Linked DNA regions of Homo sapiens: region 1 is linked to region 2. Evidence: chromatin loops called from intact Hi-C (ENCODE). Cell type or tissue: left lung. All regions are shown on one strand. Each heading gives the region's core, and the rest is flanking DNA. Links, peaks and the distances in the headings are about the cores only.

What was found. Hi-C counts contacts between places; a loop is a spot of excess contacts. Peaks named below come from ENCODE experiments on the same cell type or tissue, not always from the same donor. Only the 100,000 strongest peaks of a DNase experiment are listed, where the experiment ranks them.
Region 1: a loop joins it to region 2, with 3 times the contacts of the local background. A loop is called at or near these places in 58 of 110 quality-filtered maps.

Annotation. Positions count from the first base shown.
Region 1 is chr2:236,558,872-236,566,813 of GRCh38, reverse strand. It overlaps a transcript of ACKR3 not described here. Among named protein-coding and RNA genes, the nearest start is that of ACKR3, 7.0 kb to the left of the region's middle. In left lung, for the core only: CTCF peaks have their summits at 3,999 and 4,207; no DNase peak of the experiment used is centred there.
Region 2 is chr2:236,348,667-236,356,608 of GRCh38, reverse strand. All of the region lies in intron 15 of DRC11 (dynein regulatory complex subunit 11), which reads left to right. LOC105373945 (a long non-coding RNA gene) reads right to left here. Exons shown (of 5, transcript XR_007088138.1): 2 at 5,597-5,839; 3 at 1,344-2,108; 4 at 1,137-1,242; 5 at 476-822. Among named protein-coding and RNA genes, the nearest start is that of IQCA1-AS1, 38 kb to the left of the region's middle. RefSeq lists enhancers at 278-863, 3,928-4,427, 4,428-4,929. In left lung, for the core only: a CTCF peak has its summit at 3,407 (motif pointing left); a DNase peak (open chromatin) is centred at 1,802.

The DNA.
Region 1 (7,942 bases), core at 1,772-5,771, 210 kb before region 2:
GAAAGCAAGAAAGAAAGCAACAGAGAAAGGCAGGCCCTAGCAAAGAAAAGGAAGGAAGGAAGGAAGGAAGGAAGGAAGGAAGGAAGGAAGGAAGGGAAGGAAAGGAAGGAAAGAGGGACAGACCCGAGCAAGCAGTTCGCGTCCACTACTTAAATACTGGATTAAACAGAGAAGAATAAACTTTGAAAATGTGACTAAAAAGATTAGAGTGACGCTCTGCAGTATTCTTTAGCTGGCAGCTTCTAGTCCTAAGGATAAGGATGCTGTCTTCCTTCTGCTATGGGGAGAGTGATCTTGCACCTGCTGTTTTTCAAGTGCCTTTCACTGAAACAGTTACCATGCCAGAATGCATATTTTAACCTTTTCAGTAAGGTCCAATATAATGGTTCTTTTGGGTGGGAATGTGTTTGGTGGCACCTAATAGAAAACTCAGAGAAGGCACGAACAGGACGCTGTCCCTACCGCTGTCCCAGCTGACCCAGAACTAAAAGTTCCTGGATGTTTTGCTACCCCTGAGTGCTTATTGGAAAGGGGTCAGGAAGGGGTTTCAGCTAAGCTCCTCCCTCCTTCCCTGTCTGTAATCTGCACCTGGGGTTGCACGCCCCACAGGGCAGGTGGTCAGCTCTGTCTGCTCTGGGATCTGATTCGCCTGTAGATGTGGCACCACCAGGCTTCTTCCAGAAACCGCACCTGACTTAAAAGCGTGAGGATCCTGGCGGGCCAGAGCGGCGGCCGGTAGGGTCTGTGATCTGGGAGCCCCGTTAGAGTGGAGACAGTGCAGTTATGGTGACTGTGATATGAGCCCAGAGAGGCTCAGCTGCGCCGCTGGCCTGAGGACGAGGCGTTCCTCATTCTTGGAGTTGTGACCCTGGGAAGAAGCTTCATTATCTGGTAGCTGGGCATGGCAGGAGTCATTTCACCTGGGACTGGACGCTCCCCCAGAATAACCGCAACACCAAGCCCCTTCTGCAGGGCAACGGCTTAAAAGCAAAGACAGCCCCTCAACTCAAGGGAATTGGGTTCCTCTGTCCAGACAACCTGGCTTGGAACCCTGATATATACACACTGTAGGGGTGGGAAAAGTCTACCTCCCTCCTCTTAGGGTCCCAGCTGAGTCCAAGAATTTAATCCACATAAGATAGATTAACAGGAGAAAAACTTAATACAAACTTCACGCAGCACAGGAGCCCTCATAAAGAAATGAAGACCCCAAAGAAGTAGCTAAAGTCAGTTAATTATGTAGTGGATTGGACAGAGAAGAGTTAGTTGTGAAGAAGCCACTAAATTATATGGAGAGGCTTAAAAGATAAGAGTTATTTTTAACAAGATCTGTACAGAACTCTCCCAGTTTCGACTTTGACTATATAAAAATGTTGCATCATCTAGGGAGGGCATCTTTCACATAGGAATTTCACCCTCTGCTTTTAAGAAACAGCAGGAAGGTCAAAGTCATCTTGTTGCACCTGCTGTTTTTAAAGTGTTGAACTTAGTCAATACGCTGGAATCGCATATTTTAACCTCTTCAACACCATGTCTCCTCAGATAACAGCCTCTTTGAATGTTAGGTTCCTATCTTTATAATTATAATAGAGCCTTCTATTCTAGCTGGGTGCTTGTCAGGATTAAACGAGAGGATGCACATGAGTGGTTTCTTGCAGGTATCTAGAATGGCTATTTCTCTTCCGCTTCTCTCCTCTGTCCCCAGCCAAATTCCAGTGATAGCATACAGTTTTAAAGGAATGCAACAGATATACGTTCCAAGGCTTGACAACATTTTTGAACTCTCTGATGAAGTTTAGAAAGGTTTTATAGTCATAGGTAAATCTGAGTGTTCATGTTTTCCCATCTTTCTGTTAAGTATGTTGCCTATCTTCTTTCATTTTATCTTCACAGCAGCCATAAAGGTGGCACTGTCTTTGTCCCACTTTTGTAATTGAGGAAACTGAGGCCCAGAGAGACCAGGTGACCTGCCTAAGGGTGGCTGTGACTGAATGGCCATGGCGTTCCAATCCAAGCGTGCCCGATTTCATGGCACATGCTTTTACCTAGTACCACAGAAAAAATATATTCTTAAAAGAAAAACAATTGTAGAAACCTATAGCAGAGGGTGTTAAGTCCTAAGACTGCAGACTTTTTTAAGTCTTAAAAGTAGACCCTAAGGTAAGAGTTCAGGGACAACTGATTTATTAAGGAAGTGCTTTCAAAAAAAAAAAAAAAAAAACTAGGAAGGAAAAGAGAAAAGGGCAACCAAGGGTATGATTTCTGGCTAAATCTCAGCCTCAGTGTGATCCCCATGGCTCTCTGAGCCTGAATGACACCCTGAGTTTGCCCCTGTTGCCAGATAGAAGGTCTTCACTGAGTGATCCAGGTTCTTAGCACATTGAACAAAAATTGAGCAAAATGCACAAACAAAGCAACAAAAGAACGAAGCAACAAAAGCACAAATGTATTGAGTGAAACTACACTCCACAGAGTGGGAGCAGGATCCATCAGGTGGCTCAAGAGCCCCAGTTGCAATGTTCTTTAGGGTTTTTATTAAACTAGAAGAATTTGGTAACACCCCTAGGTACCCTTTAGAGGCCTCCAATAGAGTCCTCCAACTGGGTTACACCTCATGCCAATGAAGGATTGGCCTGTGACCAATCAGGCTGAAGTGAAGCTTGGCCTCTGACCAATCAGAGGCATTTCCCGAGAGGGGGTTTTTGCAGAGGGAGGGGCCTCTGGCCCCTGTCGCAGGGGCATGGAAAGGTGGAGTTTTCCTTTCGGTCCAATTCCAAGAAGTCAGAGGCCGGTGGGCCTTAGGCTCCCTGTCTCCAGACCCTATTCTCCTGCCTCACCCCAGCTGCTGTCACAGGGGCTGGAGTTTCATACCCCTACATCCTCCAACTACTGGATTAGGGCTGCTGGGTGGTAGGAGGGAGGGTGCAGCCCCTCAGATACTTCCTGATCACAGCCTGTGGGGGCACAGCGGCTGCAGTAACCCACCTACAGACAGTCTCTCAAGGGTCAGTTCCAGTCGCAAGTCTGGGCAGTAAACCCACGTTAACGGTGGAGGGGAGGCACATCAGAACCTAAGGGGGTCCCGGAATCTGGGAACAGCAACACCAGTATCCACCGCACTGTCTATGGCATCTCTCATGTCAATTTTGACCAAAGTGGAGGAGTGCTCTCTAATTAATCCTCAGACCACTCTGCTTCTACCTCAGGGCCTTTGCACCTCTCATTTCCTGGAATTCTCTTTCTGGCCTGTTATGTGGCCACCTCCTTATTATTTTGATGCAGGCTTAAATATAATTGCTTTAGAAAACCTTCTTTCGACATTCTAACCAAAGAATCTTCCCATCCTAGTTACTCTCTTCTTATCCTATTTTTTCGTGGCACTTACTACTATCCAAAGGTATCAGTGCACTATCTATCTTCTCCCCAACTGGAGTATAAATCCCTAGAGGGCAAGAACATTGCTATTCTATTCAATGCTGCATCCCTGCTTCCACACACTGTGCTTGGCGCGTGCCGGATGCCCATAAATATTGACTAAATGAATAAAGTCAGGTGAATGACACTTGTGAATCAGGTTTTTGTCCTCTCCCTATTTTGCCCACCTGCTTCATCATGGAAATATGGGAGTAGGGCAGGGGGACAGTATCCAGGGTAAATGTTTTAGGAAAACTTAACACATATACTTTGAAAATTGGAAGTACTTCACACCTAGGAATATGCAGATACACATATGAAACCAATACACTTATGAAAAGGCTGGGCAACTTCCTTAGTTATTGGGGAAATACAAACTGTAGTCACAATGCCATCCAACTGCACACCAACCAGAAGGGCTTACATGAAAATTACTGAATGTGAACAAGGATGTGGAACCACCAGAATTCTCATGCACCAGTGCTTCTCCAGCGCTACATGGTGACAGACCAGCCTTTCTTTCCTTTTAAATTTCCGTTGCAGACCAAAACACATGGTCCCCATTGCACGTGAAGCTCCTCCCACACCCGCCTCATAATGCAAGTGTGACAGTATCCAAACTGGTCAATGCACTGCTGGACGAGAAGAGCCTATGTATTTGTATGTCAAAGCAACATCAAATTTCTATAAAAGTTTCTAAATGCTGACGCTTAATTTCTGAACTTATCTCGTTGCAGTCTAATAACAAATAGCTCATAGTCCACACTCTGAGGGACACTGCTGTCCCTGGAGGTAGGAATGTGAATTGGCATGTCCACTTTGGCAGTATTCACTAAAGTTGAACATACTCTTACCTTGTGACCCAGAAACTTCACTGCAAGGTACATGCCCAACTTCAAGTTGTATACATTGCACCAGAAGAAATACTCAAAAATGTTTACAGCAGGACTATTTATGAGAGACCCAAACTGAAAATAACTGAACATTACTAGAAAACATTATAGACCAATATCCTTCATAAAGAGAGACATAAAACCCTTTTAAAAATAAAAAAGCAAAGCAAATCCAACATATGTACGATATACTGTGACTAAGTGGGATTTATACCTGAAATGCAAAATAGGTTTAACATTTGAAAATAGTATAACTTGCTAAATTAATAAAATAAAGCATTTGACAAAATTCAAAATCAATTCATGATAACAACTTCACGTGCACTAAAAATAGAATGATTTTGATTTGACTTACTTCCCCAATTTGATATTCGACATGTATGAATTTGACGTAGGCCTCATATGAATACTTAGAGCCAACATCATACTCAGTGGTTGAACACTTCACTTCTAAAATGGAGAACAAAGCAAGGATATTCATTTTCACCATTTCCCTTCAACAGTGTACTAGAATCTCTAGCTAATGCACAAGGAAGAAGAAAAGAAATAAAAGCCATATGGATTGGAAAGAAAGATGTAAAACAACTTTTATTATCAGTTGACAGGATTATTTATGCAGCAAATCCTGATGAGTGTACAAAACAACTTCAAAAACTAATAAGCCAATTTAGAAAATCCGAACAATACAAACTCAGTATACAAAAGTCAGTCATGCGGCCAGGTGCAGTGGCTCACGCCTGTAATCCCAGCACTTTGGGAGGCCAAGGTGAGTGGATCACCAGAGATCAGGGGTTTGAGACCAGCCTGGCCAACATGGTGAAACCCCATCTCTACTAAAAATACAAAAATTAGCCAGGCATGGTGGCACACACCTGTAATCCCAGCTACTCAGGAGGCTGAGGCAGGAGAATCGCTTGAACCCAGGAGGCGGAGGTCGTGCCACTGCACTCCAGCCCGGGCAACAGAATGAGACTCCGTCTCAAAAAAAAAAAAAGTCAATTGTGTTTGTATATATCACCTTGAAACACATAAAATTCATAGGAATAGATTTAACAAACGACAGTCATGACCTCTAAACTGAAAACAACAAAAATAGTACCGAGGGAAATTAAAGAAAAATAAAATAAATGGAGAAGGATCTTGTTCATGGATTGGGAGACTCACTTGTGTTGTTATTTTCTTTCCATACTCTTCTTTTTTTAGATTTTATTTTAATGTGGTAAGAACACTTAAAAGGAGATCTACCCTCTCAACAAATTTTTAAGTGTACAATATATTATTGTTGACTAGATATAATGTTATACATTTATACATCAAAACTTTATGCTTACTGATTAGTAATTCCCATCCCCCAAACTCTCGCCTCTAGTAACCATCATTCCACTCTTTGATTCTATGAGATTCACTATTTTAGCTACCTCATATACATGGAATCATGGAGTATTTGTCTTTCTGTGACAGGCTTCTCTCACTTAGCAAAATGTCAAGTTTCATTCATGTTGTCACGTATATCAGAATTTCCTTCTTTATTAAGACGGAGTAATATTTTGTTGTATGTATATACCACATTTCCTTTATCCATTCACCTGACAAAGGACATTTAGGCTGTTTCCTTACCTTGGATACTGTGAATAGTGCTTTAATGAACTGAGAAGTGTTTGTATCTCCTCAGGACCCCAGTTTCAAGTCTTTTGGATAAATACCCAGATCTGAAGCTGTAAAACTCCTAGAAGGAAACAAAGGGGAGAAGCTTCATGACATTGATTTTGGCAATGACATCAGAAGCACGGGCAGCGAAAGACAAAATAAACAACTGAGATTATATCAAACTAAAAACCTGCACAGCAAAGGAAACAATCAATGGAGTAAAAAGGCAACCTATGGAATGGGGGGAAATATGTGCAAACCATTTATCTGGTAAAGGGTTAATCTCTAAAATATATAAGAAACTCCTACAACTCGACAGGGAAAAAAAGAACAATAGTCTAATTTAAAAACGGGCTAAGGACTTGAATAGACATTTCTCCAAAGAAGACATGCCTATGTCAAATCAGCATATGAAAAAAGATCATCGAACTCAAGACTAATGGCTGAATGTCACTAGTCATCAGGAAAATGTAAATCAAAATCACAATGAAATATCACCTCACACCTATCAGGATGGCCTTTACAAAAAAAAAAAAAAAAAAAGGCAACAAGTGCTGGTGAGGACGTGGAGAAATTGGGACCCTTACACACTGTTGGCAGGGGTGCAAAATGGTGCAGCCACTATGGGACACTATATGGGGCTCCTCAAAAAAAATTAAAAATAGAACTACCATATAATCCAGCAATCCCACTTCTGGATATGTATTCAAAAGATTTGAAATAAATGTTGTTAATGTCAGTGCTCTCCCAAATTGCTCCATAGATTCAATGTAGTCCTAATCAAAATCCCAGAAATTTCTTTTTGTCATAATTGGCAAGTTGATTTTAAATTTTATTGAAATGCAAAGAACCTAAAAATAGCTAACACTCTCTTGAAATGGAAAGTGTTGAAAGACTCACAGTTTGCAATTTCATGACTTATTATAAAGCTATATTAATGGACCTAGTGTGGTATTTTCAATAGGACAAACGGAGCAAGGAAACAAAATAGAGAGTCCAAAAATAGACTCACACACTATGGTCAATTGTTGTTTGACAAAAACACCATGTGACGGTTGAAGGACAGTCATATTAATCTGTGGTGCCGGAAATCAAATAGTCATCTCTAGAGGTGGGGACAGACTGGAAGGGAATTTTCTGGGGGTGCTGGAAATGTTTTGTGTTCCCACTGGAGGAGTGGTTATGTGGGTATACACATTTATCAAAGGACATCAACTGTACAGTTAAGATCTGTGCTTTTCATTAAATTTTACCCCAATAAAAAAAGCAAGTTGCAGAATGTTCAGATAAAGTGATACTATTTAGGTACAGTTCTAAGCACTCAAAGCAAAGCACATATTGTTTGTAGAGCTATACAAAAAACCACAGATGGAAGAAAGGCTATGTACCAACTTGAGGACAGAGGTTACCCTGGGGCAGGCAGAGAGAGGGAAATGAGATGGAGGGAAATACATAGGAATATTTTCAACGTCTCTACAATATTTTTATTTTTTAGGCAAAAATATTCACAATTGTTAGACCTTATTGGTGAGTACATAGGCATACTTTATATTACTTGCTGTTACCTATATTTGAAATTTTTCATTCTCAGCTTTCGCTTTCTTAAGAAAAGAAAAAACCCCGAATAGAAAGTTCTGAGTGAAGCATTACTTTCTCTACTTTCACTTCATTGTAAAGTTTGACACAGAAAAGAATTTTTCTGATCTCTGAGTAAGGCCAGGAAACTTTTGCCATGAGAGTATATCAAAGCACAGAGGGCCTAATGGGCTACTAAACACATAGGGTCAAACCCAGGTCACATTTTTATGAAAAGTTGGTAACATTCTGAAGTATTGTGATTTCACACTCCTCAAACATCAATATATAGATTTTAGCTTCAAAACATAAAAATGATTCAGCTTAAAAATATCTAAGTCCTGCAGGGAATTAAAGAATAAATATCTCAATATATCTACTACAATTATTTGGGTTGATCATGGTTTTAAGAT
Region 2 (7,942 bases), core at 1,335-5,334:
TACAGATGAGAAAAGTGACACTCAGAGTGCTGAATGTCAACAAAAATGCAAGAGAACCAGAGGTCTGACCTCTGGATTTCACGCTAGGTCAGGCCCCAAGACCGTCGCGTGGCCCCCCAGCTGGCCTCTGGGGAAGCATCGGCTCCGCATGCCCCACCCTGTGGGAGGATGTGCCCTCCACAAGACACAGGGGCAAGGCCATTCCTGGGCCAGCGGGTCTGCTGGGAATATCCCAGTGTGAGAAGATGAAGCAACTGAAGGCCATCCTGCTTCTTCCTGTATCCGCCTTGCCAGTGAGAATGGCCCCCGCCCTCCAGACCTCTCATTAGACAGGCAAGGGAAGGCCAGGGCAGGGCGCAGGGAAGGAGGCTGGAGCAGAGAATGTTTCAGCGGCCCCCTGGATCTGGGTCGAGGGCCCTCTCTGCCCCTGGACATTCTTAGGTTCTGCTTTCCTCCCCTCTGCTTGGTGACCTGGCCCCTGAGGGCTGAGTTAGAGTGAGGACCTGGGAGAACGGGGCCGAGGCAGTGTCAGCTGTAGGACACGTGGCCCACAGTGGTCTGCAGCATCTGGACAAAAGGGACCCTCGATGCTCTTGTGCCCCAGTACCATCCACCCGGCTCCTCTGTGGGCTCACAGCCAGCAGCCTTATGGCAGCACACCAAGGGCTCTTGCCCAGATGTGGTGTGTGGTGGTGTAGACAGCTAGTCCAGGTGTCAGCAGAGGTGCCTGGCCAATTTCTGTAGTTCATAAAAGGTATGTTTCTGTAGCTCATAGAAGAAGACTTCTCTTCCTGATTAATAACCCAGACAAAGACATTGCTGCTATTTGTGGTTGATTTAAAACACACACACACACACAGAGAGAGAGAGAGAGAGAGAGAGAGAGATGTACAATTAGTGTAATACATATGTTAGTCTCATTTTACAAGGTGAATATCAGTAAGGATAACCCAAGGCCTACATCTGGCCCCTAAAACAGGGCTAATCAAAAAGGAGGGGGAGAGGAAAGAGAGGAGTAAGGACATGGGGAGAGGGACACAGGATTTAGCGGCTCCAGTGCAGCCTCGGGTATGGACACGGTGGGAGGCCAGTGCCCTGAGTCTTGAGTGGGTCGTCCATGAAGAGGCCAGGCTCACCTTCCACTGCGTGCGGACGCAGCTGCAGGCTGAGGAGCGACATGCACATAGGCTGCAGAACCTTTTCTTTTTTACATAGACTATTTTTCAGAGCAGTTTTCGGTTCCTGGCAAAAGGGAGGAGAAAGTGCAGAGAGCGCCCACATAGCCTGCTCCCACATAGGCAGGGCCTCCCCACTCTCCCCGCCCCACAGTGGGCCACACTGACCATGTGCTACAGTGAGGAACACAGACAGACACCTCACTAGCGCCCAGAGTCCATCAAAACCCACTGTGGGTGGGGATGCCGGCGTCTGTACGGCCAACGAGGCCTCTGCCATTGTTTCCCCTGCCTGGAACATCGGTGTCAGTCCTGGGAGGCCACGTCAAACCAGACACCCGGGAGGGGCCCAGGGTGGGGAGGGAGCCTAGACCCCGACACATAGGAAACTTCTCGGAATTCAGACACATGCACCTGCAAAGAAAGAAGGAGAAAAAAGAACACAAAAGAAAGGCCCCTAGACCAGGGTGGGCCATGTAGCCGGGTCCAGCTGTGTCAGAGGCTGCCGTGGGAAGGGGACTCCCAGGAGGAAGGCAACAAGAGAGCCAGGCTTCTCCAGGACCCGGGATACATGTCCCACTCCACCTGTCCAGTGACGACAGGGAGCACCCCACACAGGGAGGGCATCAGGCTGTGGAGGCCCCGGGCACTGTGTGTCAGTCAGGTGTGGAAACACACTCTGCAGGCTGTCAATCACCAAAAACACAGAGTGGCATCCGCAGGTGTTGTGTATCAGGCAGTGGGGACAAGGCGGGACCAGGGTTTGATGCCACGAGCATTCAAAATGTTTAGGCAACCCAGAAACACTCGGGGTGGGGGCGATGGAGGTACCTTGGGAAGTTGAGAATGGCTTTGCACACAGGCTTCTCCAAGCTGGCTAGAGTCCATTCCACCTGGCGAGAATTCATTGGCCATAGTGTGGTGGGCAGTGGGCTGGGGAGGAGACGGGGCTTCAAGAGTTAAGTTCAGGTGGTTTGTAAGCCTGACGCCCCCCACCATCCAACACCTTCCCATTGAACACAGTCTGGATAAGCACTAATTGCATCAACATGTTCCTGTTACTAGCACCAACCTGCCCCCCACACACACACATGCACACTAATACACTCACACACATGCACACACATGCACACATGTACACACTAACATAAACTCATACACACACACGCACACATGTGCACACTAACATACCTCATACTAACATACGCACATGCACACACATACATTGACACACACACACATTGACCACAGACATACACGCATGTCCCCTCCTAGTTACTGTGCCCAGTCTTTCCTGTGAGCCCCTGCATCCCAGCTCCTCTCTAGTTCTTTGCTTTGCCTCAGTTTACCAGCCCAGCCAGGCTTCTCATTCTAGTATACCTCTGCCCTTCTTTTGATGATCATCTATGGTTTATATCCAGCTAATTGCAGTGAGGACTTGAAGTAACCTCCGCAAGTACATAAAAGGTATTACAAGGAAATAGAAACTTAAAATGTAATTTTTAAATAGTGGAAATGCAGGCCAAAATGTCATATGAAGTATTTAAACAGAATCCAAGTGACCACAGTATGGGAAAGTGAGCCCCCTCCCCCTGCAAATAAGCCTTACGCCCCTGCACCCTCCCTAACCCCTAACCCCGCAGCACCTCACTCAGCGACACCCATTCAGACACAGGCAGCTGCACCCTCCACAGGCAGGGACCGTGTCTCCCAACTCCCAGACACCCCTGCTTCCCACCACAGAGCTCTCAGATGCTCCGTAAATATGTGTGGGATGAATGAATGAATGAATGAGTTTCAGCCGAGACACATCAGCTGAAAAAAATAGTAGCTGTTTTTTTTCCTGCAGTTCTCCTTGGCAAGCAAAATAGGATCCTTTCAGAGAGAACCTCCAAAACGTCCAGGGGTCATCTGGGCAGAGCATCTTCATAACCCATGCATGCCGAAACACAAACAGGTTTTAATTGAGCCATTATCCCCTGAGAATCTAATTCTGATGGTGAATGTTTGACAGTGTTTCTTTGGAAAATACAAAAGATCAAGCCCATAAAATGCATGTGGATAGAGACGTCTTTAGTTGTTTGCTAGAACTTCCTAGAATTTGAAAAGGCACACGGTGGAAATTTGTCTTTATTTCATAATTGACACACAACAAAAACCCTCTAGTGATATTTGATAGTAGCGAAGAGCCCTCTACTGGCAGGTGACGTGAACTACCCGACAGAACTCTGGAAAGTTCAATTACGAATTAATTAATGTAATTGTCCGTGACCTCAAACTATCTGTGGGTAATTTAAATGAAGCCTTTTCATAGCTAAATGAAAATTAGAAAAGCAAAGGATACCATTTTTCATTAGCAAATTGGCAGAGAGTTTTTTACTATTAATACTTGTCGAGGAGAAGAGTGTAGAGAGCCAGAGCCCTCATTTATTCCTGGGGAGAGTGTAAACAGATGGAACCCCTGGGGGGGCAGTGTGACAGTACGCATAAAAACGACACGCACAGAATGTCCAGGCCCCTCCACCTGGAAGCCTCTCCTGGCAGTCATTCTAAGGAAATTCTCAGCCAGGTGCCCTAAATAAGTACTATTTGGGGTAGTAAAAGATGGAAACCATCTATACATTCAAAACCAGGGGATTAATTAGAACCGTAATGCTGGTGCTTCCTGTTAAAATGATAACGGAGAAATAACTTTCATATGACATGAACAAGGCAGCCCGTAAAGCAGTATGTGTTGAACAAGATCCCATTTTCGTAAAGGATCTGTAAGGACAGGAAGTGTTCAACGGTTGATTCTAGGTGGAGGGAGAAGAGGTGTTGTTTATGCCATTCAGTATATTCTGAGATTTTTACTAAAGAACACTGCTTTTCCACAAACTCTAAGGGCAGATTTTATTCCCAGCAGATGCGCCTGCCAACATTTCTTGTCTGGCCTGCACACTTCCTGCAGCAGCAGCCACCCTATCCCCCAGTGTCTGTGGTGCAAGGAAGATGAGCCCTTCTCCTCCCAGCCCATCCTCCTGCCTTCTGTCCCTAGCCCACGCTATCCCCAGACATTTCCTGGGCACTGACTACCCCATGCGCCACGTCCTCCCCAGGCTTACTGTCTGCCCGTCTTTGTGAAGGAGCTCTCCCTGTCACCTGGCTCTGTTCCCTCCACTCCCCGCCAAGGCCACCAGTGACCTCCTCATTACCAAACTCTCTGGCCAGCACAGGCCACCGCTGGCCGCCCCCCTCCTGCTCATTGGCCCCCTGGCTTCGAGGCTAGCTATCGCTCCAGACCCATCCCTTCTATCCACGGCTGCTGCCCCTTGGCAGCCCGGACCTCCTCCTCTATCATCGTCTTCCCTGTGTGGCCCCGGGCTCTCTGTCACCCTCTCCCGGCCTCATCTACTGTCCCCCTTTACTCGAGAATTCCTTCCATCCATTCTTGAGGCGTCCACTGCCATTGCTGTGGCCTCGGAGGCCCTTTCTGCCCTTGCCTCTCTCCTCTTCTCTGGCCCCAGCAGCCCTCCCTGCCTGCCCTGCTGCCCAGGGGCTCATGGCAGCTGGCACTGACCCCCTCATTACCATCCACTGGGCATCTAGCATCGAGACCCCTCCTGCAACCCACAACCCACTGTCATTGAGGCTGGCCAGTCCTGCCCTCCCCATCCTGCCCTGCCTATCCCCCGCTGCGGGCTCTCATCTTCTCCCCACAGCAGCCCCGCAGCACCTCCCTGCCTGGGCCTTGTCCTCACTGTGCCCACCGCCCACACCTGCCTGCTCCCCAAGGCCAGCACAGCTCCCACCACATCCTCCTCTACACACTCCCAAGAGGGATTTTTCTGTAACATAAAAAGGATCAAAATTCTTGATTAAAGTCCTTTCCAGGACTTCCACAGCCTCCAGGATACAAGCAACCTCTGTAGCATGGCCGTGCACTTTTCTGACCCCTTCCAGAAGTGCCAGGTGCTCCCCATGTGCCCCAGGTGAGGATACCTCACCCTGTGCCCTGGCTCCTGGCCCAGGAAGGGTGCTTCCCCCTCTCCAGACCATCTGATCTTCTGGAGATCTCGGAAGACCTGTCTGCTTTAACCACTGTCTGCGGTCTCCGTTCCTGGTTCCCCCCACCCGCCCACTTCTCCCACTTTCTGTCATTGGTGCCCCTCACTGACACCCTGATTTCCTTGGAGCACCCTCAACCTCAGGTCTGCTCTCCCTTACCACAGGTGGGCTCCTGGAGGTCAGGGACCCTGCATTATTACTCTTTGTGACCCTGGCACCTAGCACAGTGCCTGGCATACCAAGCTCTTCTGTAAATGTCTTATAAAGGAAGAAATGAAAGAACAGCCTTCATTCTACGTTCAGGGCCAAACATAGCAAAACCTGCCTTTCTTCCCCATGGCAGTCCTTCACACGTTTGAAAACAGCAAACTTACCAGCCTCAAGTCTTCTTTTCTCCAAGAGAAGCAGCCTCTGTCCCTTTCATCCCTCCTGGACGAAGTAGCTTCCGCTTGACACTGCCCCAGTTTCCATGCCCATCTTCTTTCTGGCCAGACCTGAACATGGTCACCAGGGGTCCTGTGACCAGCAGGCCCCTCAGCTTCCCCAGGGGAAGGTCAGGAAAGCCAGAGATCCGAGCTCTGGAGGGCAAGACAGTGATGGTTTTAGCATTCTTCCTGCTGGGATGAAAGATGGTAGCGGATCAGGTAGCGGTACAGGTCAAGGAATAGGCATCCCATCTCCCCTGGCAGTGTGGCGGCCGCCTGGTCCATGCAAGGGCTTGTGGGTGCTGGGCAGACCCAGGTCCCGCTCCCACCTCCAGCACTTACCAGTTGCTGAGCCAGCACATGACTCATCCCTCACCTGGCTCTGCCTCAGCAGCCTCATCTGTGAAAGGGGAGAGCCGCTGGCTGTGCTTGGCACACATGGAGCATGTGTCCGGTGAGGATGCAAATGGTGTCCTGGACGCCAGAGCACTTTGCAAATGAAGTCAGTTGTATCGTTATCCTCATCTGAGAACACTCTTGGGAAGCGTTCTCTGTCTTGTTTGGTAATAATTGAGCCCTTCCAAACCACATCACTCCAGAGTGCCCTGTACAACCCTGTGTGCCCCCAAAGCTGCTGAACTAGGGAGAGCAATTCCTTCACAGGTGTGTGTTAAAAATTCAGGAAGCATGGAATTCCCCCATTAGTTCTGAAGGAGCTACACGTTAAAGGAACAATCGCTAACTTCACAGTCAACAGAATGGAGCCGCCGTTTTCAAAACAACTGATTTAGAATCTGATGCTGGAAACAAGATTGTGGGTCTCAAAATCATTCCAAGTTAGGGCGACTCCTGTTTCAAGGCTGCGCAGCTTAGTTTGTTAAGAGCAAAAAGAGAAAAGTTAACGCTGAAATACTTGGTATTCACATCTGCAATTCCCATCTGGGTTGAGAAAATAGAGGCCCCAATAGGCACTATGGAAAACCCATTGCTTGCCACGTGGACATCGCGAGAAGTGATCCACAGCAGCCACGAGTGCAGTCAGCTAAGACAAGAGACGGTTGCTTTTGTTTTTGTTTTTAACTTTTATTTTAGGTTCAGGGGTGTGTGTGCAGGTTTGTTACATAGGTAAACTCGTGTCACAGGGGTTTGTTGTATAGATTATTTCATCGCCCAGGCATTAAGCCCGGTACCCAGTAATGATTTTTTCCACTCATTTTCCTCCTCCAAACCTTCACCCTCAAGGAGGCCCCAGTGCCTGCTGTTCCCTTCTTCGTGTCCATGCATTCTCACTGTTTAGCTGCCACTTATAAGTGAGAATAAGTGGTATTTGATTTTCTCTTCCTGCATTAACTTGCTAAGGAAAGGATAATGGCCTCCAGCTCCATCCATGTTCTTGCTAAAGACATAGTCTCATTCTTTTTTATGGCGGCATAGTGTTCCATGGTGTATATGTACCACATTTTCTTTATCCAATCTGAAGAGATAGTTGTTGATGCGAAGATGGTTTCTCCATTGGATTCAGTTCTAAAACTGAGATTCTTAAGAGGTACTGAAAAAAAATAAGATCTTGCCTTTGTTATTACAAATTATCTTTACGAAGTATAAACCTTTTACATACAACGTCTCATTTTCTTATTTACTTTTGGAGCTGGAAGTAGGGAAGCTTTTGACTTAAACTCAAAATAGCTGTAAGGGAACAATGGCCCCTTGGAGCTTGCCCCCTCCTCACTCTTCAGCTCCATCCCTTGGCAGCAGTGCCCAGGCCATGTTGGAAGGAAATCGGGGGCTTGCACCAAGGAGCTGAGAGAATGGAAGACTTGGAGTTGAAAGGGATTAGGAAGTGCCATGAATAGACTGTGGGGTTGTTAGGTGTCGGGAATGAGACAAGGGTGGATACCCAGGCCTCTGGCTTGGGTAGGAGCAGAGTCACGCAGGGAACGGGCAGGAGGCAGGATGGAGGGAGGGAAGGTGGCCTTCTGAGGCTTCAGTAGGCAGGCACCATGTGGGGATGGGAAACTCTGGCCTGGAGCTCTGGATGTGCATTTGGTTGTGGTCAGCACGTAGAGGCCAGCTGAAGCTACCAGAGTGGTTGAGATCAGCCCTCAAGGTGGTATTGAGAGAGTGCAGAGAAACCAGGGCAGGGTCTTTGGGAACCTGTGCATAAGCCAGTGCATAGTAGACATCTGTGCTTCCGAGCGGGGCTTCCTGACCATGTCTGCTCTTCAGCATCATCTGGGGAGCTTTCAAAACTGCTAACGCCAGACAACACCCCAGTCACACCAGAATCTCCAGGGC